Regions from separate parts of the Mus musculus genome. Here region 1 is linked to region 2. The links are chromatin loops, found by intact Hi-C in ENCODE. Cell type or tissue: left cerebral cortex. All regions are shown on one strand. Links, peaks and the distances in the headings refer to the core of each region. The heading gives the core; the rest is flanking DNA.

The links. Peaks named below come from ENCODE experiments on the same cell type or tissue, not always from the same donor. Only the 100,000 strongest peaks of a DNase experiment are listed, where the experiment ranks them.
Region 1: a loop joins it to region 2, with 2.1 times the contacts of the local background. A loop is called at or near these places in 4 of 42 quality-filtered maps.

Annotation. Positions count from the first base shown.
Region 1 is chr5:53,204,634-53,215,712 of GRCm38, reverse strand. It overlaps Sel1l3 (sel-1 suppressor of lin-12-like 3 (C. elegans)), which reads left to right and starts at 2,261. Exons shown (of 24, transcript NM_172710.3): 1 at 2,261-2,583. The coding sequence starts at 2,407. In left cerebral cortex, for the core only: no CTCF peak of the experiment used is centred there; DNase peaks (open chromatin) are centred at 4,296, 4,496, 5,006, 6,772 and 3 more places; H3K4me3 peaks cover 3,764 bases; H3K27ac peaks cover 2,586 bases.
Region 2 is chr5:53,149,474-53,160,552 of GRCm38, reverse strand. It overlaps Sel1l3 (sel-1 suppressor of lin-12-like 3 (C. elegans)), which reads left to right. Exons shown (of 24, transcript NM_172710.3): 10 at 4,789-5,000; 11 at 6,203-6,382. Among named protein-coding and RNA genes, the nearest start is that of Sel1l3, 58 kb to the left of the region's middle. In left cerebral cortex, for the core only: no CTCF peak of the experiment used is centred there; DNase peaks (open chromatin) are centred at 5,849, 7,175, 8,065, 8,741 and 3 more places; H3K27ac peaks cover 4,760 bases.

The DNA of each region.
Region 1 (11,079 bases), core at 1,835-9,834, 55 kb before region 2:
GACTACACATGAGAAAATGCAGCTGCAGAAAGCTGACAAAGCTTTGAAAACGGTATCTTCGTCTGCAAGTCACAGGGGAGACCGTTCAGTTCCCTGAGAAAAGAAGTAATCTGGGCCCACAAGAAAGGAAAACACTCTGGAGAAAGGCCCAGGAAGACAGGTGGACACCCACAAATTCTGTCTTGCCTCTGACACCCTTTTCTTAAATAAGCCCACATTTTCCCACACACATATTAACAACCTAATGTGGTGGTCCTTGCCTGCAATCCCAGCATTTAGGAGGCTGATGCTGGAAGATCTCATGCTTCAGGCCAGTTTGGGTATATAGAATCATGACCCTGTCTCAAAAAAGGAAAAAAAGAAAACAAGAAAAAAGAAAATCAGGAGGAAAAAAAAATCTGTGGAATATTTTTTCTTTTGATGGAAAAAAAAATACAGATGGGATCTGGGACAAAGCCACCCCATCTTTTGTTCCCTTGGACACTAAATGGAATAAATAGTTCCCTGCATCACAGAGGAGAATTTTAAGTGCTTTGTTTCTGTGGAAGTGGGACAGGCATCCTGGCAACATCTGTCAAACTTCCCAAGTGCTTTATTGTGTTTGCAGCTGGCCAGACAGGCAGCATCCTTCCTGTAAGCCCATGGCTTGGAAAGTGAGACCTCCCTGCTTCTGTACTGTCACCTTGGAAACTCACTCACCAGGGGGCTTCTCTGGTAGACACCATCCAGGACCGACTGAGACAGAATTCAGGGGCACTCTGCCATCTATGTGCTTGTTCTCCAGATGCCTCAGACTAAACTAAGGTCTGAGAGCCTTCTAGCTGTGATTGGCCCAGAACTCATAGGCAACCTAAGAAACCAAAAATGAGCAAGAAAGTCCCAGCTCTTTGCTGATAGCCCCACTGTAGCCAGGTCCAGAAACTGACTCTGAGCTTTTCCTCGATCCTCCCCGCCCCACCTCCCACCCCCCACCGCGCCTGGCATTACTTGGACCACAGTAGTGACAACTCCTCAGGGAAAGGGTTGTGTTCCTTGGCTTCCAATCTATTAATAGTTCCCATCCACACACATCCACATCAGTGCCAAAGGGACAAACTTTTCAACATGGGTTAACTATCTCAGGACACCAGCCCTTGGCTCACAAGCAGTCTTCTCAGCAGCAGGACAGCCAAGCACTTCCTGGAACTACAGGGCAAGCCCGAGTTGCTTGCCCTGTCCACGAGTCTCATGTCACCTGCCAGTGGCTCCAGAACCCAGGTCTACTAACATCCAGTCTCACCTTGCCTCCCCAAAACCTAGGATGTGTCCTGATTTTCAAAAAAAAAAAAAAGCTGTTTGCGCACTTCAAGGGCCTCACCTCCTTTCATTTGGGGCTTGGGTACGATTGTACTGGCCTAATTAATTCATTTTCTCCTCGTCCAAGTGGAAGCCAGAGCTCAGGGATGCAAATCAAATACAAACCCGCTCTGGGCGCCAATACTCCAGACAATTAAAACAAAGAGCGCGGAGGCAGCAGCGGCCACACCGCACAAAACCCTGGGGAAACATCCAGAACGAGTCGCCAATCAGGCGGCAGGGTGGGGCACAGCCTGGGCTCTAAACCTGCAAGCAGGAAAGCAGCCCCAAGCCCTGCAGGTGACAGGTGGAGGTTAGCAGGGGTCAAAATCCATCCCTAAGGATTAGAAGCCAAGCGGCTGCGTGGCTCAACTCCAAGAAAGCACTCTCGGCCCCCGCCCTGCCGGAATGGCGCCCGGGCCACCACTACCCCTCCACCCCCAAGCCACCAAACAAACCTCACTGTCTAGTGCTGGGGCGCGAAGTGGGAATGAGAGGCAAGCAGCAGGGTGGGCACCCGCTAGAGATGCGGGAGAGAGAGATGGAGAAGGGAGGGAGTTGGGGAGAAAGGACGTGGAGGAAACGGAGAAAGTGGGTAGTAGAAGGGGTGGGGGGGGGGGATCGCGGACTGCAAGGGCGCGGAAGGGGCGGAGGAGGAAGCAAGAGAAAGGGATGGGGGGGGCGACCGAGAGCCCCGCGGACCCGGGGGCGAACAGCGGCCGGGGTGGGGGGCGGGACCACGAGGTCCCCACCTGTGTGGGCGCCTACGGCCAGGAGGGGTGGACGTCGTGGGTTCGGAGGGAACGACCAGGGAGGCGGGCTGGGCAGGGAGGCCGAGGGAGGGAGGGGACGGGACTGCGAGCGGGGAGGAGCCGGCGCTCGGTTGGGGCTGCGGGGGCGGCGGCGGGAGCGGCGGTGGCGGCGGTGGCGGCGGCGGGTCCGGTGGCAGCGGCAGGTGGCCCCGCGCGCGGCGGGCCGCCGGCCGGGGGCGGGAGGGAAGGTGGCGCCTCGGGCGGGGGCCGGTCCCTGCACCAGGTGACCTGTTCCGGCCGGGATCCGGGCGGCCTCGCCATGCAGTGGCGCGGCGCGGGGCTTTGGTGGCCACGGCGGCGACAGCAGCAGCAGCAGCAGCAGCCCCCGCCGCCCGCTTTCGGTCCCCCGGCCGCAGCCATGGTCCCCCCGAGCCGCGGTGTCTCCCCGGGCCTCGGCGGCCGCCCTACCAGCGCATTGCTCTTTCTCTGCTACCTGGTGAGCGCCGGACCCTATTAGGGTCCTTCCTTCTGCGCGGGCCCTGGGGACGGGGTGGGGGTGGCCTGGGACCCCAACCGCAGGAGGTGGGGACGTCGCCGCGAGTTTGTCTCTTTTCCTTGCCACTGCGTCCCGGGCGCTCCCAGCCCTTGGGATGAGTACCCGGGTGCGTGGACCGGACTTGCGGGCTACTCTCGCTGGAGTCATTCCTCTTCCTCATCGCCTTGCTGGAGACCAGGGCTAGGTTCCCCTAGAGTACCCTTCTTGTCCCCAGCGACGTTGGACCCTCCCTACCCTGCATTTGCTTCCCGCCCCTTGGATCGTGGCTCCCCAGCCCTGTCCCCACCTGTCCTAGGCTTTTCATTCACCTTCTTGAAGCTCCTTTGCTCCGTGTGCCCAACTTCTCCTTTTTCCTGCCCCCACCCCCCACCCCGACCCTCCTTTGAGTTTGCATCGGGTTCTTTCCGTCCAGACGGTTCTGTGCCACCGCACATCGCATTTCCAGAGGCTCTTTCTCAACTCCTTGGTCACTCCAGCCAAGTTGCGGGTGCCAGAATGAAATCTACTTCTTTGTACCACGCTTACCGCCAGAGTGGTGACTTTAGTTGCGTCTTGAACGCTGTCGTTTCAGAGCTGCGTTTGGCTTATGCACAGTTTGCAATTTGCACACTTCTTGCCTTCTGTTAGACTTACAAACTAGATGGCAGTCACCTATTTTAAATACCAGAGAAAATGAGACCCTCAGAGTAAGGTGAGGAGCTATTTCCCAGTTCTTTGGCTGACTTGCTCTCTCCCATTTGTTCCTGAGTTCTGAGCAATAGTAAATTTACAGAAGGCTACACCCTTGCTGCCCAGCCTACCTTATGTTCCAGGATCCTGCGGAAAGCTTAGGTTATCTCGCCGAATATTACTGTAAATAAATGAAAAGGAAAATGCTGAATCATGAAACTGATGTAATAGGAAATTCACAGAATGCTTAAAAAACGAGCAATGTCATTGTCCAGAACCCCGTTCATGTGCACTGACGGTGTTTGGATTCTGGTCGTCTTCTAAGCTCACCTGCTAAGGAGGTGCTGACAGGGCTTGAAATTTAGGTTTGAAGAAACTTGTCACCTATGCAAGTTTGCTGTTGTTTTCAACACTCTTTACTTCTTGACTCTTTCATTTCTTGAAGCAAGGCAGTGTAAAAATGCAAATATTAATTGTGCCCCTCTCTCTACCTGTTGAACAATCCTTTCTTATATACTTGTTCCTTAGGATTAACTAATACCGTGTGTGTGTGTGTGTGTGTGTGTGTGTGTGTGTGTGTGTGTGTGTGTGGTTGGGTTTACTTTATATTTTCATAAGAAGATGCCAGGTAACGTAATGGGTATGATTTTTTTTTTTTTTGCCCAAGGGATGTTATTATTTAATATTTATGCCACGGGGTTACAGTACACAGACTCATAAATAAAGCTGCCATGTCAGATGACGGGGGGTTTTGTTTAAACAGATGATCCTGCATACAGAGCACTGCTGGTTAGTGCACAGCCAGAATTTATGGAGTTGAGCAGTCCATGAAATAGTTCCATTAAGATGATCTGGAAAGTTCCACGTGAGACTCTCAAGGCCTGGTTGGGGGAGGGGCACTTCTTGACAGCCGACAAAATCAGAGTAACAAGTGTAAAGACGTAAAGGCTGACGTGGCAGAGACAGAAGCTCCATGCTCTCCAATGGGGGTTTATAGGGACAGAGCCAAGAGGAGAAAGGATCCAAGTTTCAACAGGAGCGACTGAGGAAAGTGAGGTGCTGGACCCGTGATGTGGAGAGAACAACATGGACAGACATCTAGGTAGCTGGGTGAGGGGTGGATATAAGAAGATCACAGAGGCACCTATCAGGGTCCCTGCTTGAGTGCTTCCTTCTGGGGTGGGGGAAGAAGCAGCGTCTGATAGCAGGATATCAGACACTTGAATGAGCAAGAGAGCCGCGCATCACTGACTGAGAGAGGTTTGCCCATCTAAGCTAAAGCTGGATTCCAGAGGCGGCCTCCACAGTTTGTTCTGAATGGCCAGCCGTGTGCTCCTCTGGTACACTATACCTGAGATACTTGTGGAGGGTGGGGCTTCTAGGCTTGGGGTGTGAACTGGGGAAAATGTAAAATGTAAAAGTCTATCTCTCTCTCTCTCTCTCTCTCTCTCTCTCTCTCTCTCACACACACACACACACACACTGAATGAGAGAGAGAGGGAGGGAGAGAGAATGTGTGTGTGTGTGTGTGTATGTGTGTGTGTGTTGTGTGAGTGACTGTGTATGTGTGAGACCGGGAAACAATGAAGATGTGATGTGTTACTGTGTGGGTTCTCCTTGATCAAGGAATGCCTCCTGGCGGAACTGACTGGCTGGGAGGGAGATAGAGGCAGGCAGGTGGAGCAGAACGTCTAGACAGAAGCTCATGGTGAAAGCCATTTCAGAACTTGAAAGCCATAAGAACAGCTTCCATTGTGCTAAGTCACATGTGGCCACTGCCCAACATTAATCTTAGTAATACCCCATGTGTGATAGCAGCTGTTATGATCTCCACTCAGAGGAGAGAGTAGTCTCAGAGAGGTTAAGCAAGCTGCTGCAGGCCACACAGACAGCCTGAGAGCTCGAGTGTGTTCTGGAGTTCGCTTCTGATAGACCATTTCCCTGTCGCATAAATGTATAGTGCATTAGCAGGGCTCCAGCTATTACCAGCTGCTGTGCAACTGTCCAAGATGTGAGGTCATGTCTAAAGTAACCTAAGATGCACAGAGCAGAAGGGATGGGCCACAGAATAGAAGCAGGATGTTCAAGAGGAAGAGTGAAGGGAAAGAAAAGTAAACCCAGAACCTATTTACCATTGGTAAGGGCGAGGAAAAAACTCAGGGGCAGCATTTGAGCTGCATTGTGTCCCAAGCCGATGGCGACCGAGCAGTGGGTGCCACAATTCGGACTCACTCATGACTTGGTAGCCCATTCCTATTTTATGTCGGCCTGCTGGCCAAGACTGGGATACAAATAGCTTTCTGAGCATGCCCTTCTTGGGGGAGTCTGTCCCCTGGAGCCAGGGTTCTGAGGAAGGGCACCTCCCTTCTTCGTCGGCTGGGACAAAGTAACCTTCAGTGCCAGCCCACAGGAGTCCTGTGCCTGGAGCTAGGACACTGTCAGAGCACGAATAATTGTGATGAGACCTGAAAGATAGGCCGGGAAGCCATGCCAGGCAGATTGCTGAAAAGATGATTCCTGGTTCCAGTGACTGCCAGAAAATCCTGAGGTCACCAAAGGTCAAGACGAAGAGAGCCTCGGAGAGTGGGTGAGGGAGGGCCTGCTTTCTCTTAAGTCACTGCTGCTGGGAAGTCTCCTCACACAGGACTCAGCCTGCCCCACAGATCCTCCTGCTGTGTTCCCCTTTCTCCTCTTGCCTGACGGGAACAGCCCCTCGTCCTGCCCTTGACATCGGAGCTTCCAGAAGGCAAATCTGCCAACTGAACTCTAGTCTCCAATGGGTAATTTTTCCCCCCTTAAGTGAGAAAATAAATCTCACTCTAGGCAATATGGATGTCAGCTGTAGAGCTGAAGTATTCAGAGTGGACATTTGAGCGTGTTAGACAACTAGGGACAAAGAAATAAGAGGGCATTAGCAACTTAGATGTAGAGCGAGATCGTTAGCAGACAGCGGCTGTGATAGAGTCTCGTACCGGAAGCCCTGTAAGTGCGCACATCCCATCCATTACCACCCAGGATTATTCATTATCCTTTCATAATACACAGCACAGAATGTAAAAAGTTTAAAAAAAAATCTTAAGGACCCTCAGTTACTCAGCTCGTGGAACTGTGATTGTGAATATTTGGAATTCAGAGGTAATCTCCAAATGTCCTATTTGCCAGTGGCATCCCTGTTCGTCCCAATCGTCACGCTGACTCTCCCACTCTGTGGCCCCTGCCTTTTGCCTCCTGCTTTCGCTGCCTGCCAAGAGTGCAGGAGCAATAGGAAATGTGGTAGAGAAGAAATAAAGGACCCAAGCAATTCTCTGAGATGATGGATAGGCTGGAGCAAACCATAAATAGTCCAAAGTGAATTTAGTTACTCTTTCTATTGGCTTGTCCTGTCCCTCAGAGGGAGGATCTGAGGGAAGAGGGTGAGGAATTGCTGACAGGGTTGTGCCTTGGCAGCTCCTGCCTTCTATCTTCACACAGAGAATGGCTTACTCATCCTGGAGTGTACACCCAGGCCCATGTGTCTCTGTGTGACATACCATCTCTTCCCCGCAAAATGTGGGACAGATTGACCAGAGTGTATTGGTCCTTCCCAGTGGGCTGGCATTGGGATGTTAATGTCTCCAGGTCTCCTCACCTCAAGACAAAGAGTAGAGACAGGAAAGTGAGCCCCCAATGAAATAAAACCAAACCAGCCTTATCCGTCCTTGTGGGGTCTGAGTTAGAATGAAAGTCATGCTAACTAGTATTGAGGGTCTGTGGCACAAGGAGAAATATTGATCGTTGATGGGATGGTGCACCTCTGGTCCGCTCTGTCTGGGAAGGGGAGGGCTGTGCTTGATGGGAAATATCTCCCCAGACATATCTTGATGGTGAAGGCCATGTTGACATCATAGCCTGGTCTGCATAATTGCATGCTTTGTGGACATCAAGCAAGTTTTGCTTATTTACTCAGCAGAAATTGGACAAAATAGGACTTTTAAGCCAATACAATTGCTTTTCTGACCGTGGAAAGTTTGATGCAGCCAGTTTGGAGACAGAGTGTTCTGGAGCCAAAGTCTTGTTAGGTGATGGATGGAGTGGCCGGCAGGAGCGAGAAAAACAGACACAGTTATTATTTGCGTGTCTGACCTGCTCCCACACACTGGTAAGTGTAAATGAACTTCCTGTGGTGAGAGTGAATGATTTTAGATTCTCCAACCCCTGTTCATTCCTTCAATACCTAGTGGACCATGTAGAGAAGAAAGCCAGTTTCCCAGCTCTGTGGAACAGGGCTATTCGAACACAGTCACTCCTTATTGATTTGTTTAAAGGAATCAAATGCACTCATCCTAAAAGAAGTTTAGGCCATATGGATAGTTCTGTGTTGGTTTTTTTTTAATCCAGAAGATATATGGGCTCATCTGGGCTCATCTGGGCTCATCGGTCCTTGATGCTTAGGTTGAATCAATGAGTTAAGGTTTCTAACTTTGGTTCTTCTATTATGAACACACATTAACCGATCTATTCCATTTTCTAAAAATATTACAGTACATAATTACAAAGGCAAAACCAGTTTATGTTTTGTGACTGTGCATGACATTCTTAGATTTGACTTTGATTGGGGCTCCCTTCTGCCGGAACCAGTTATCTGAGGGCTCTGGAGTCTTTTCCTGGCCCCGAGTGAACAGAGCGATTCTTTGGTTTATGGAGTGGAACATTGATATGGTCACTTAAACAGCATGATATGAAGGGACCAGAAGTTCCTCTTCCCACCCTGAATGCCTAGCTTAGAGCTGCGGTGCATTTGAGGTTTGTTTGTTTGGTTTTGTTCGTGGTAGTGCCCCCCCGCCCCGTTTTCTCACAAGCCAAGAATACAAGTTCGGAGATCTGGCACTAGCATCATCATGGTAACAAGAATGAACTTGTCGGCTGAGCCAGAATCCATGGGGGTGAGAGTGGGGGTTATGAATGGGAATTTTTTTTAAAAAATAAGAAAATAGGTTTTAAATTTTTCTGGAGGCATGGAAAAATTCCAGGACATAGGTTGGTTGTCTGGAAGATCAGGAGTGGGGAACGAGCTGGAGAAGTCCACCCCAAACTGATCCAGTTGGTGCCACCTTCAGGAACCTCTCAGTCTTAGCTCAAGGTTTGTTTTTCGGGCTGGCAATGCTGATGATAAGAGGGGGACAAGGAGGCTTAGTGGAGAGTAGGCTGCTGGTCAGCCTTTGTGGGAGAAGTTGGGACAGTAAGGAAGGACAGTGCATTTTCAAGTTCGGATCAGCTGTTTTGGTTTCTAGGTACCTTCGAGGCCTGTGAGGCAGGAGATTGACCACTTAAACACCTGGCAGGTCCTCCTATCTACTGCTTTTTTTTCAAGGAACATACTAATTCCCCATGTGAATTCTTTCAGAATCTGAAGATGTGACATGGATATAGGCTCTGGCCTCAGAGTTTCTAGACCTAGGAAAGTGTGGGGAGGTCTTTTAGTTTATGTTAATGCAACCTGGCAAAAGAAAATACCTATGAAGCTTGGACACGTGTCTCGCCTGAAGCTGGAACTCTTCAAGCTAATTGCCTTATTTTCCTGGCAGGAAACAGCTGACAACCACACACATGGCTTGAGCCAGGAAATCAGCTTTGGCTTAATCAATATTTAGAGTGTGATGTGTTACTAATCGGTGTTGGTTTTGTACATAGCAGAGGTAGCCACAGCTCACGGTGTAGCAGCTGGGCCTGCTCCAGCCTGGGAGAAGCCAGCTTGCTTCATTGTGTAGGTGTCCCAAAGACTAGGGATCCTAAGGGCTGCTCAAAGGCCTTTGGCCAATGCCCTGCACACGACACATGGGGTGATTTTAGGACCAGCGTGTCCCTATCATATTACAGAAATGCTGCCCTCTTCCTGAAGTCCCATTCACACTCCAACTACCACAGTACTTCTCCCACTTCTTAAATCAGCTAGCTCACTACCCAGCCTAGCGTCAGGTTCTCATCTGACTTGAGTCTTTACCAAGAGAAGCAATAGCGGGATGTCAACAGCTACCACTTGGGAGCCTTAGAGAAACACACAGCCAAGCCTCATCAGGCCATTGTTCCTGAGTCTTTCATCCCATCTCTCCCATTGCAGCTCCAGACAGGGCTTAGCTTCTAACACCCTGTCTCTCAGAACTCCACCTAGAAAAAAGCTGTATGTTGTTGAACAGTGGTTGGCAAACTACAGGCCAGTCCAGCCAATGTGCCTGTTTGTGAACATAAGTTCAATCAATCAAGGATCAAAAATATTGAACAAATTATTGCATCTATACTGGACATGTATAGTGCTTCCTCATTGTTTTTTTCTGAAACAGCATAATATAACAACTATACACAAAACATTTGCATGATCGTTTATAATATACAGGAAGAGGGTAGAGAAGATGACTTCGCCAGTAAAATGTTTGCCTTATAAACACAAAGACCTGAGTTTGACCCCCAGAACACACATTAAAAAAACAAAAAAGCCCCCCAAAACCAGCTGAGCATTGATCAGATATAGTAGCACACACCTTTAATCCCAGCATGCAGGAAGCAGAGGAAGGTAGAACTCTGTGAGTTCAAGACCAGCCTGGTCTACATAACTCGTTTGAAGCTAGCCAGAGTGACATAGTTAGACCTTACTTCAAAAAAACAAATGATCGAATAAAACCAGGTGAATGTGTGGTGTTTATTTTTATCTCCAGTGCCGGGGAAGTGGAGGCAGGGGGATCCCTGGGACTGACTGCTTGGCTGGTTAGCTGAGCTTATTTGACACGTTTCAAACCAGTGAATGACCCTGTCTCAAAACAACAAAACAGCCACACCTTCTAAACAAAAGACATAAACAAACAAAGAAAACTAAGGTGGATGGTGCTTGTGGAACAAGAGCAAACGTCTTCCTCTGGCCGTCACATCTTCATGCATGTACACACATATGCTTCTGTTACATACATAGGAGGACCTGTTCTACACAGTTACCCTGTGCTGTATGTATAAGACACCTGAGCATCCACAGATGTTGGGATTGGTTGTGGTCTGGAAACCAATGCCTTTCAGAGACTGAGGGACGACTGCTTTTTCACCATTTAGCCACCCCACCCCAAAAAAGAACAAGTTCAATGACCTCAAATCTAGAATAGCAGGATCCATAGACAGTTCAAGTCACATCTGTCATTCTGTATTCAGTAGCTGCCACATTGAAAAAGTAAACAAGAACAGGTATGATTCATTTTAGTACATCTTATTTAATTTGATGTATCCAAATATTATCATTTTGACATGCAATCAATGCAAAAGCCATTAATAAGACACTTTGTAACCTTTTGTTAAATAGCAAGGCTTTGAAATCCAGGGTCTATTTTACACTTCTAGCATGTCACAAGTGTGTGTTCTGCCTCCTGACCATCACACAGGAGAACATGTGTGTTGAATCTGCATTCTTTCCATTTGGTTCTGCTGACTCTCAGGGCTTAGAGCCAGATGAAAATACAACAATCTTCATACGAGTACCCAGACATTTTCTTTGAAACAGAATTTGGAAGGAAGGCCCTGGAGAGGTTGCGGGGTGAGGTGTGACTCCACCTCCGTCAGCCACGATGTGACGAGTGTAACGCGCCGGGCAAACTGTGGCACGCTGCCCTTATTAATGCAGAAAAGTGTGACGGGCGCATTTTCAAGCAATCAGATGTAAAATAATGAACAGGCTTATTAGGAACCACACTTCGCAGGGGAATCAAATGGCTTTCCCCCTGCATTTCTGTTCAAAAGAGAGCTCCCTCCTTT
Region 2 (11,079 bases), core at 2,155-10,154:
GGAGGTTATCTTCTCAGAGGCTCCCATTTGCCTCTTCTAACAATCAGCACACAACGTCTGGTATGAAGAAAGAGTAAAATAAGCCATGCCATGCTTAAGCGATGGCGGCTATAGCTTTTATTCCTTAGCGCCTGGCATGGAAAGAAAAAGGAAATGGAGAAGTGGGAATTTCCCATTCTGCTTGTTTGTTTATTCATTATACCATTAATCTCCTCAAACAAGACATGTTTTCAGTTACAGACCGGCTAGAAAAAAAAATGCATATGCTAAACCAGATGGATGAAATTAACAGTTTCATTAAACTGGCTTTAATACCACCAAAGACACCATGGCTTCGATTTTAGACAATAGTTACGATCCAAACTTTAACCATTGTGTGAAATGAGTAATTTTACCTTAGCATTATTATTTTTATTAAATTCACCAGTGCAGAAAATTGTTTAGAATCTTGGGCAGAGAAAATACCAATTGGTGATATTTTTCTGGGAGGGAGTTAAGAATTTTAATATAAGAAAGAAATAAGCAAGCCCTTTCTGTCTGCAGAGCTTTTTGGGCCCAGAATCGAGACTAGAGGATTCAGGGTTTGTTCCAACTTTTCCAGCAGTCTCAGCTACCTGGGTGCTCCTGATAATGATTTCTGGGGTTCTGTGCCAAGGGTCAGAGGGGCAGGTGTTTCATTTAGAGTTTCATTTCTTTTGCAGCCATCCCCTCCTCTGAGCCGTCAAAGCTGGCATCCCTGTGGCTCAGGCAAAACCCATCATCTTAGCTGGGTATTTGGCAGGGAGGCGAGGGCCAGGATGAATTGTTACCAATAATTCTGATGCCATTTTGCCAGGAATGTGCACACAGGGGCATCCAAAGGGAGAACATTCAAAGCTAAAAACATAACTAAGTAGCAGTAGGATCTCTGTACTATCGAGTTCACTGAATCCATGGAGAACGTTCTTATCAGGGGAATGGTCCAGTAGAGTAGCGTGCTTCCCTCAGCAGACAAAGGGAAAACCCAACCAAATAAGAGTGTCAGAGTCCTGCTGGAAAAGGGTGTTATTATGCAGGCATAATCCATCGGGAAAACAGAGAGAAGTGCCCAGGGCTGCCCATTGCTGCATTGTTGGCTGTAGCAAATTCACACAAAATAACCCAACCCAAGAGTCTAAAAATAGAGAACTTGGTTCAGCCGTAAATGCGGTGTGGTTGGACTCTGTTCCTGTGGACTCTCAGTGCACTACAGACCATGGATCAAGGGTATTTAGAGTAGCAGGCTAGGGGTGGAGCTGTGGTCTCCAATGCTTGGTTTGTATAAGGGTCTCAGGTCAACACTCAACACTGAAAAAAAAAGAAACCCTACAATAATCAATAATGAACATGAACATATTACAGACATATTTGTGTTGTTATCAATCGTTACAATCCAGGGTAACACCCATTTCCTTAGCATTTCCAATATACTGGACACAAGGAATCTAGAGATGATTTAGGCTCAAGGGCGTGACCAGCTGATTAACAATGTCACAGGACATTGTCATCCACAACATTCATGCTCTAGAAGCAGACAATTGAGTTGAAAATAATAATAATAATCACAAACAAATATCTCATAATGTTTCAAGTAAGTTTAGATGTTGAGTTAGGTAGAGCTCACACTGCTCTTGGCCACATGTGGCCACAAGCTGCAGGTAGGACACACCTGATAAGAGTATGCAGGAAGGTGGGTATGCACAGGAAGATGTATGATAGAGTATGCACAGGAAGATTGGAACATACTCTGCCATGTGTTTACATGCCACTTGGATGACCAAGAATGTAGGGAACTGGTGTGAACCCTGGAAGTGGTGTCCCAATAACTACCATTCATTCATTCATTCATTCGTTCGTTCATCCATTCATTCATTCATTCATTCATATTGGGAGGATGAGTACACGTGGCTGCAAGCGTGTGTGAAGGTCTGAGCTCATCGTTGGTGTCTTTCCTCGATCATGTCCCACCTTTATTATTATTTTGTTTAGACAGGACTCTCAGTGAACCCAAAGTGTCTGGAGTAGCTTATGCTAGCTGGCCAATGAGCTTCAGGATTCCATCTGTCTCACTCGCCCTCAGGCTGAGTTGCAGGCATTCATCACAATGTGTAGCTCTTTTGTGTGTGTTTTGGGGATCTGAATTCAGGACCTCATGCTTGCACAGAACACATTACCAACTGAACTATCACCCTACTCTTCTTTGGCATTTACTGACTTGTGACAGCCATAGAGAGATGTTAATAATACAGAATTAATTTACAAGAGAAAGTTGGGCCAGTGAGGTGGACTAGTGGGTAAAGTGGCTTATCACAGAGCCTAAAGACCTGAGTTTGATCTCTAGGATCCAGGTAGGGGAAGGAACGGACTGACTCCTGCAAGTGGTCCTCTGACTGCCACGTGCGTGCAGCACGTATGTGCCTTCCACATAGACACACACAAATGCAGAAGTAAATTTTAATAAAAGCATAAAACATATAAAAATGAAGTCAGAATCTACAGTGGCATCTTATGCCACTGGGGAAAAGGAAATGTGTATATGTAAATAGATGCCCTCATGCATTATTGTGCATACGAAGGAAGTCTCCACACCTAGGTACCAAGCTTTTTACCAGCTTTCATCCTCACTAAAGACAGAGTGGGGGAGCAGAGACTCCTGTTTTATTTAATACCATTTGCATTGTTTGATTTGTCTTACAAAAACAAATAGTTATGTTTCTTACATAACAAACAGTTATGTCTTTTGAGAGTAAAGCAAGCAAGCAAATATGCAAACATAGAGAATATGGGAAAGGCACACTGCTGTTCAGGCAATAAGATGGCTTTTTCAGCTGCCGTGGTTCTGGGCTTTTGGGATCTATCTGTAGAGCCTAAGCTGATGCAGCTGGAACAGAGAATCTGTCTGCCTTTCAGGGATCTTCCGGTCTGGATCATACCTGCCTTTCGGAGGCTCCCGGGGTCCAGAAGCTTGTAAACGAGTGTATCTGTTCTGTTCATGATTCCGGCCCTAGATCTTTGTGCTCTCTCTCTCTCTCTCTCTCTCTCTCTCTCTCTCTCTCTCTCTCTCTCTCTCTCTCTCTGTGTATGTGCTTACACACACACTTATGCACCTCGATATGCCATGTGTATGCCTGTGTGTGGAGACTAGTGGGCACCTCTAGAATTGCTGCTCAGATGCCATGTCCCTTGTTCTCTCATTGGCCCGAGGGTCACCAATTCCACTTGGCTGGCTGGCCAGCAAGTCTTGGACGTTTCTTAGCTCTGCCTATCCAATACTGGAGTTACAAGCCAATGCCTCTCTACCCCTGGCTTTTTATGTGATTGCTAGGGATCAAACTCAGGTATTCGTACCTGTTTTTTGACAAGTACTTTACCAACTAAGCCATCTTCCCAGCCCTCCGGACCCCTGTTTTCAAAATGAATCACTGCAAGAGAATTACTCTTCAATAAACTTAATCCATACCTCTCATTCTCCACACACACACACACACACACACACACACACACACACACACACACAAAATCTCAGCTATTCATTACTGGTGTTCTAATAAATGTGATTTATCCATTGGCCCCCAGAACATTTTTTTAAAAGTTACTTTGTTTTTCATAGGCTAAAGAAAATAAAAAATGTTGGAAGTACCAGTTTCTAGGCAGGTAAAACTTTAGTCCAAGTTGACATTTAACTTAACATTCAAGCTGATGCTGTTTACATGTAACTCCAGTGCCGTGTTTCCCGTGAATAACACCTTTCCATCCTGTATGGTCTTCTGTAGCATGGCGCCTACAACAGTGCCTTGCCTGTCCTAGAAGCATTTATTGTCTGCATTCATAAATAAAAGAGATGGGTGGCAAAGACAAATTTTAGAAGATTCTAACAGTCACGTCATGGCGCCGGCACACTCAGTCTCTGGACTTGGACGTTGACCAGCATATAGATTTATGGGAGGTTTTGTAAAAGAAAGCACCAAGCATCTTAAGGCAGACCTGACAAGTCCTCATCCATGCTGGGGGGCCTGGTGGCCAGAGCAGCTTGCCTGTCCCCAAGGGGCTAAGTGTGATCTGCCTAGCAGGGTTCAAAGGTTGGCCGGGTTCTTTGCCAGTCTTTTCAACTGTACACAACTTATTTTGCTTCTTTGGGCCGTAATCCCTGGTGGGGAAGGAGGAGGCTAACAATAGTAGCAGCCATCTAAGCTCTTGCAGATCCAATGGCCTCATTTGCGTAGGAAGCTTGACCCTGTGTTTGGCGGCTTGTAAGCCTTCCACAGAAGTTGACTCATTCTTTTCATTAGATCCAGAGACCCACAAGCAAAACTGGAATTGAAAGATGGTGAGGAAAGCGTCTCAAAATAAAACGCTCCTGCTCAGATTTTTGGGAGCGGTACCAAGGAACTATTTCTGGGATAAAACACATTCTTCTTCCCAGACTGAGAAAGAAGAGTCTCTCTGGAAGTTTCAGCAGCCCTGATTGGGCGGTGAATTACACTGAGTGAATTACTCTCTTGAGGCATCTTCTCAGCTATGTGAGGCACATCCTTTTCCCCGGGATACTAGGCTGTCATTTAGTGCCAGAGGAAAGGCTTTTTACAGACTGACACCACAGCTTTCCCCAAAGGGTTTAATTTACTTCCCCAGAGGGTGGTATATTTCAGGGTACTGCAGGACCCACCTTGTCAATAACAAAGGTATTTAATTGGCTATCCTTCCTTCTTCTCCAGCCACATCAGCCCCATGGTAATTAATTCTGTGTGCTTCGAATTGTGTTATTTACAGTGCCATGGAACCAAAATGACTCCGTATTAGAAATCGGTGCAAGGATATTTGAGAAGGCTGTAAAGAGACTCTCTGGCGTTGATGGCCTTCACCAAATTAGCTCTGCCATCCCCTTTCTGATGGATTCCAGCTGCTGTGGATACCATAAAGCATCCTACTACCTCACCGTCTTCTATGAAACTGGATTAAATGGACCTCGGGATCAGCTGCAGGTGGAGTATTTCATGAGTCCAGGAGCACCTGTCACCTGGGTTATGTGTGCTGAGAGATGCCCCTGCTAGCACTGGATGTGTTGCAGCTCCTTGGAGTCCCCTAAAAATCTCTACACCTAGGGAAAAATGTCCTTGGGCTGTGGAACTACACAATAACCTGTTTTCAGGGAGGAAAAAAAAATACACATCTCCATTTCTGCACATGGCTTTCATGTTTTGGTCAACCATCCAAGGGACAGTTTGAGCAGAGCCGGCTGGGATCCTGTCCTTCAAAGTCAGGATAATATTGATAAACGCAGTGGTCCCCAGGTCGAGGTCCTCACCTCAGTTTACTTTTTAGCTAATAAAAGTCGATGGATCTCCTTGTCGCCACATCTATCCTTCTACCATCAAAATAGATGCCGCAGTAGACAGTTTTACTTTGGGTCTTGAATCCAAATTGATTATGCAACGTGCCTAACATTCAGAGTCACATTTTCCCAAGTGTATTAGTCAGGGTTCTCCAGAAAAACAGAACCAATGGGATTTTATATATCTAGGGAGAGATTTATTCTGAGGAATCAGCTCATGCAATTATGAAGTCTGAGAAGTTCTCTGCTCTGCCATCTGCAAGCAGGAGGCCAGGCGAGCCCCCGCCGCTGCCGGTGGGTTTCTAGTCAAAGCCAGAAGGGCCCGCTGACCAGGGGAGCTGGTAGTGGAAATTCTACCTCTTAGACAGGAAAAGATGAGAGTCCCAGCACAGGCAGGCAGGCAGGCAGGAAGCCAAAAGGGATGAGTCCCTCCTTCCTCTGCCTTTGGGTCTTTTCAGGCTCTCAATGGGATGCTGCTCCCCCAGCCTGGGGAGGACCATCTGTGGCTGGGGAGGACCACCTGCTTTATTCAGACACCCATCTCCAAGATTTCACTGGAAACAGCCTACCAGACTCCCTGAGAAATGACGCTGGGCCCCTGCCAGCATAGTCACATTGATAGATAACACTATCACAAGAAAACACCATGTTCTCCAAACACTTTTAATTTCTGATCTCTGCATATGATTGCTTGTCTTTGTGTGTGTGTGTGTGTGTGTGTGTGTGTGTGTGTGTGTTTAGGATGGCTGGGATTAGAGAGATGGAGCAGGGCCAACGACCTTTTGGCTTTAGGGGATTTTATAACCTTATCTATACAGTCTTGTGAACACTTTATCAATTTCTTCCTTACAGGGCATGCTATACAGTCTGGTTGGAGGCCAGGGCAGTGAGAGACTGTCATCAATGAATCTTGGGTACAAACACTACCAGGGTGTTGACAGCTACCCACTGGACTGGGAACTGTCCTATGCCTACTACAGCAACATTGCTACAAAGACACCCCTTGATCAGCACACACTGCAGGGAGACCAGGTACGATGGAGATATTTGAGTGTGCTTACAGCTTGGTTATCAGGGCCTTCTGAGCAAGGTTATAGTGTCTGCACCTGCATCTGGTTTATGTGTTGGCTCTTTGAGGATGTACATGGTCTGATGGAGAGGAAAACTTTAGTGCCTTATCTTCCGTTCCCATTTCCTGCATCTGTGCAGGTTAGCAGGGGGACAGCAGGCCGTGAGTCTACGTCTGTGAGCTGCCCATGAGTGAGCAAACTGGCACGTGAAGGAGAGGTGGCTCCTGAGGCAGATTTTGATCTTGAAAAAAGGAAAACATATCAGAAACATAAACATTTTGTCCATAGGACAAGCAGGACAGTGGTGGCGCACGCCTTTAATCCCAGCATTTGGGAGGGAGATTTCTGAGTTCAAGACCAATCTGGTCTACAGAGTGAGTTTCAGGACAGCCAGGGCTACACAGAGAAACCCTGTCTTGAAAAACCAGAAAAAGAAAAAAAGGAAGGAAGGAAGGAAGGAAGGAAGGAAGGAAGGAAGGAAGGAAGGAGATGCTGAGGTCTGGAGATGTCAGGCGGGAACGAATCAAATTGAGAGGAGGCATTGACCCACCTCTCAGCACCTCTGTCTGTACATGATGAACAAGCATGGTCTACCACACACAGAGGCCAGCCTTATGTCCATCTCTGTTCCCAGTGCTGGGTGTCTGAGCAAGGGCTCCTTCATATGGACTCTGCTACTCACTGTTTCCAAGGGGCTGAGGCTTAAAGACATCACCACAGCACATTAAGGGTATAGATGAGGGAGCCTAGCAGCAGCCCCTACTTACAGGCTTCCCAATCGTGCTGACTCACCAGACAAAGCCATCAGTGGCTCACATCTGCCAAAAAAAAAAAAAAAAAAAAAAAGCAGAATTCGTTAGATTAGACTCACTGATGGCTTGTTTCCGGACTGAGAATAAAAGGCTGCCGGTGAAGGTGTCTACAGAGGAATAGCAGGAAAACCTACTCGGACAGCACAGACCTAGGTCCAGGAGAGGGGATAGTGGGCTGGGTGGCTTCAGGGACACAGAGGTGTGTGAGATGGTTCACGTTGATAATGCAACTGGTTTGCTGTGAGGGTTAAGAGGGTTTCCCCCCATCTCCATAAAGGGCCAGCTGGTGAGTATTTCAAGCTTTCACTGTATGGTGAGGTTTTTTTTTTGTTTTTTGTTTTTTTTTTTTGTTTTTGTTTTTTTTTTTGTTTTTTTTTGTTTTTTTTTTTTGGTTGTTGCTGTTTTTTTCTTTTTTCTTTCTTTCTTTTTTTTTTTTTTTTTTTTGCACCTGCTGGAAATGTGGAAATAAACGTGCATCTGGGTCCGTGTAGCCACAGCCAGTATGAAGCACCATGACAGCATTTGCCTGTGCCTGAGGGACGGAGCTGGCTAGGTCAGAATCATTGACTCTCAAGCTTAGTGACAAACTGGGAACCAAACTGCCCTGGGATTGAGTCAGAAGCCTACAGTGTAAAAATGCTGTTTGATACTTGGAAAAAGAAAAACAACAACAACAACAACTACAGTGGCCACTCTACTGTTGTGAAATAAACCACTCAGAGAGATGAGCCTTTCAGTGAATGTTAAATGTGACGGAGTGAGACAAGTGGGCCTAAGGATGGAGCTTAGCTGGTAGATCGCTTTTCTAGTGTGAACACAGACCAATCCGCAGCACCGCATGAAACCAGGTATAATCAGCACCCCAGAGGAGGGAGGACACAGGAGGATCAGGAATTGAAGGTCACTCTTGGATACATAGCAAATTCAATACCAGCTTGGGATTTGTGAGACCCTGTCCCAAGAAGGATCAGGGAAGGAGGAGGAGATGAAGAAGTGTGAAGGAGGAGGGGGAAGAGGAGGAGGGGGAGGAGGGGGAAGAGGAGGAAAAAGGACAGAAGACATAAAAAAAAATCTGTCTCTATAGAGCTATTCTAACTCCTTTAGATGACATCAGGTTGGCTTTTTCTTTTTTTCAAATAAGCCTACACCCACTTAAGCCGACTATTCTCTCTGTGTATATACGTGATTTGCAAACTTTGACCTCAGCCTCACAGCAATTAATTAATATCTTCGTTGTCAAGAAATATTGCCCTACAAGAAACATTTTTACACAATTGGGTTGTAAGGCAAAGGCTGCCTTTACCTTTTCACAAAGCCCAAACATGTTCATCACATCCCGCACGTATAGATCACACGTTCAAGAACTCGAATTCGGCATCAATTAGCAGCAGGAAGCAGTGCGTTGCTGACAAGCTCCCTTTCTTTGGAAGATTTGGCATGTGAAATGTTATGATTATGAACGAAAATGTTTAATTGGTCAGAACCGGAGGAGATGAACAGAAAAGATGTGTCTCGCAGCTGAAAGGCCGTGTGATTAGGCACTGTGGGTAGGAATTATACACTTAGGGTTGTGTCATCGCTCATTTTCTTAAGAATTCATAATTAATGGCTTCTTGAAGATTGAAGCAGGTGTCAAGCGTTCATTTAAATGTCCTTTTGTTGAGGTATCTATTAATTCACCAGCATAATGTAGCAAACGAGGAGCTAGCTCTCGAAAGCCAGACCTCTCATTAGCAAGGGAAGGGTCTGTCAATAACGCCTTTCTTCGTGCTTGTTACGGCTTGGCTTCCGTGGTGCACATCGCTTCATCTTTATCAGGATTCTCACTCTGCTCCCTGCTTGTGACTGAGCGAGACTTTCCTTCGGGTAAAACTGGAAGGGCTCTTTTTATTCTGTGGCTTAAAAGAACTCCAAATGAGTTCTTTTCCTTCAGTCCAGTTCTTAGATCCTCTCTCTCTCTCTCTCTCTCTCTCTCTCTCTCTCTCTCTCTCTCTTCCTCCTTCCCTCCCTTCCCTCTCTCTCCCTCCCTCTCTCCCTCTCCCTCCCTTTCCCTCTTCCCCTGCCCCCCTTTCTTTCTGAGGCTTCTGGGAGGCATGGGGTGCCTCAGTCACACCCCTGGCCACAGCTGTCTCTGCATACTGACAGTACTCCTTCATCTCCACCTAACTCTTTTTTACTCTTCATTTAGAGTCACAAAGGAACCTTGCCACGTGCATCTCCTTTCTCTACTGCTAACACCTCCACAAAGGACATCAATGGTTGCACTAAGAAATGGGGGTGGCCTTGACCCCCATCTAATAGCCACCCCACTTTCTCTCTTCCCCATCTCTACCCCTACTACCGCCTCATGTCCTTCATCAGCTCTCTCCTGAGCTGCTGTGACCCATCTTAGGGGCAGGATTGTGTTCCTCCTAATTCAAATGTTGATGCCCTGTTCCCCCCAGTATCCCTGAATATGATTGCACATAAACAGAAGGTAATGTGTGTGTGGCTGTTTATTTTTTTCTGAGAGACCACACTCTCAGCTGCAACCAAGCAGAGATTGAAAGCATTCCAGAAGGACAAGGTGTCTGCCCTCAGTAGGTATTGATTTCTTCTCTTTTCACTACTTCCTAAGAAACACAGCGTAGTAGCCATCTATATGTTATTTACAGTATATTAAGAATTGTAAGTAATCTAGTAGTGATTTAGAACGTGGAAGAGGAGTTGGGGCTGTGGGACAGTGGTCAAGTACATTTAAGGAACGCCTGAGGCTCAGAGTTTACAATTACCATATCACATTAGATAAGAAACAGGAACCACGGATTCATTGCTTGTAGGGGTCCTGGAACTAATCTCTACGGGATACGGAGGTGTGTGTGTGTTTATTTGTATATTCAAGTGTGTGTTCATTTGTGAACAATACACGTGTATATGGTATGTGTCCATGAATGTATGAGTGTTCATGTACACATACGTGACTGTATGCATGTATGTGTATGTGGAATGTGTGTGTGCATGCATCTATAATTAGAAACTCCTCTTATGCTTACAATATGTAGTTAGGGTTTAGAAATGGCCCCATAGTACCCAATCTACCGCAAAACATATAAGGCTTTTCTTTTCTTTCTTTTTCTTTTTTCTTTCTTCTTCTTTTTTTTTTTTTTTGTGAGTCAGTTCTTTATTTAGGTAGACACATAATTGGATGTATTTATTGGGCATGGTGCAATAGTTCAACACATACAATGTAATGGTGACAGCGGGGAAATTGGCATAGCATCATCAAAAACCTATCATTGCTGTGCATTGATATTGTTTTAAATCCTCTCTACTACTTCTTTTTAAATATTGACAGCCATTGTTCCTCTACCGTGTGACAGACCCTTAGGTCCTCATTCCTTCAATGGCAAGTGAACAGTGGGGGTGGGGGCTGCTTTCAACTCTTTTACCTGTTTGTGGGGCCCTTTTCCTGGTCCAGCCTTCGTGTGATGGTATGTGCCCGGAATTATTGTTATGCTTGTTATGCCATAATTGGTTGATGCCCCCAGGAACCCTGCTCTTTTCTGAGAGGAAGGGAGAAGATATGAGGGGAGGGGAGGGGTTAGGGGGAGACGGAGGGGAAGTGTGGTCGGGATGGAATGTATGAGACAAGCATGTAAACCATTTCTTACTGGCACTTTCTCCCACTACCCATCCTAACTCTTGGCTACCCAGCCTTGGCCACAGCACACTTCTCACAGTCCTGGCCATGTCCAGTCTCCTTGCCTGGCTTTCTCTCTCCTCCCCTACAACTTCCTTTGGAACTGTTTTTACTGTACCATATGCTCAGCCGCAGCATCCTCTGTGGCCTTGCTGGAGCTCCCACATG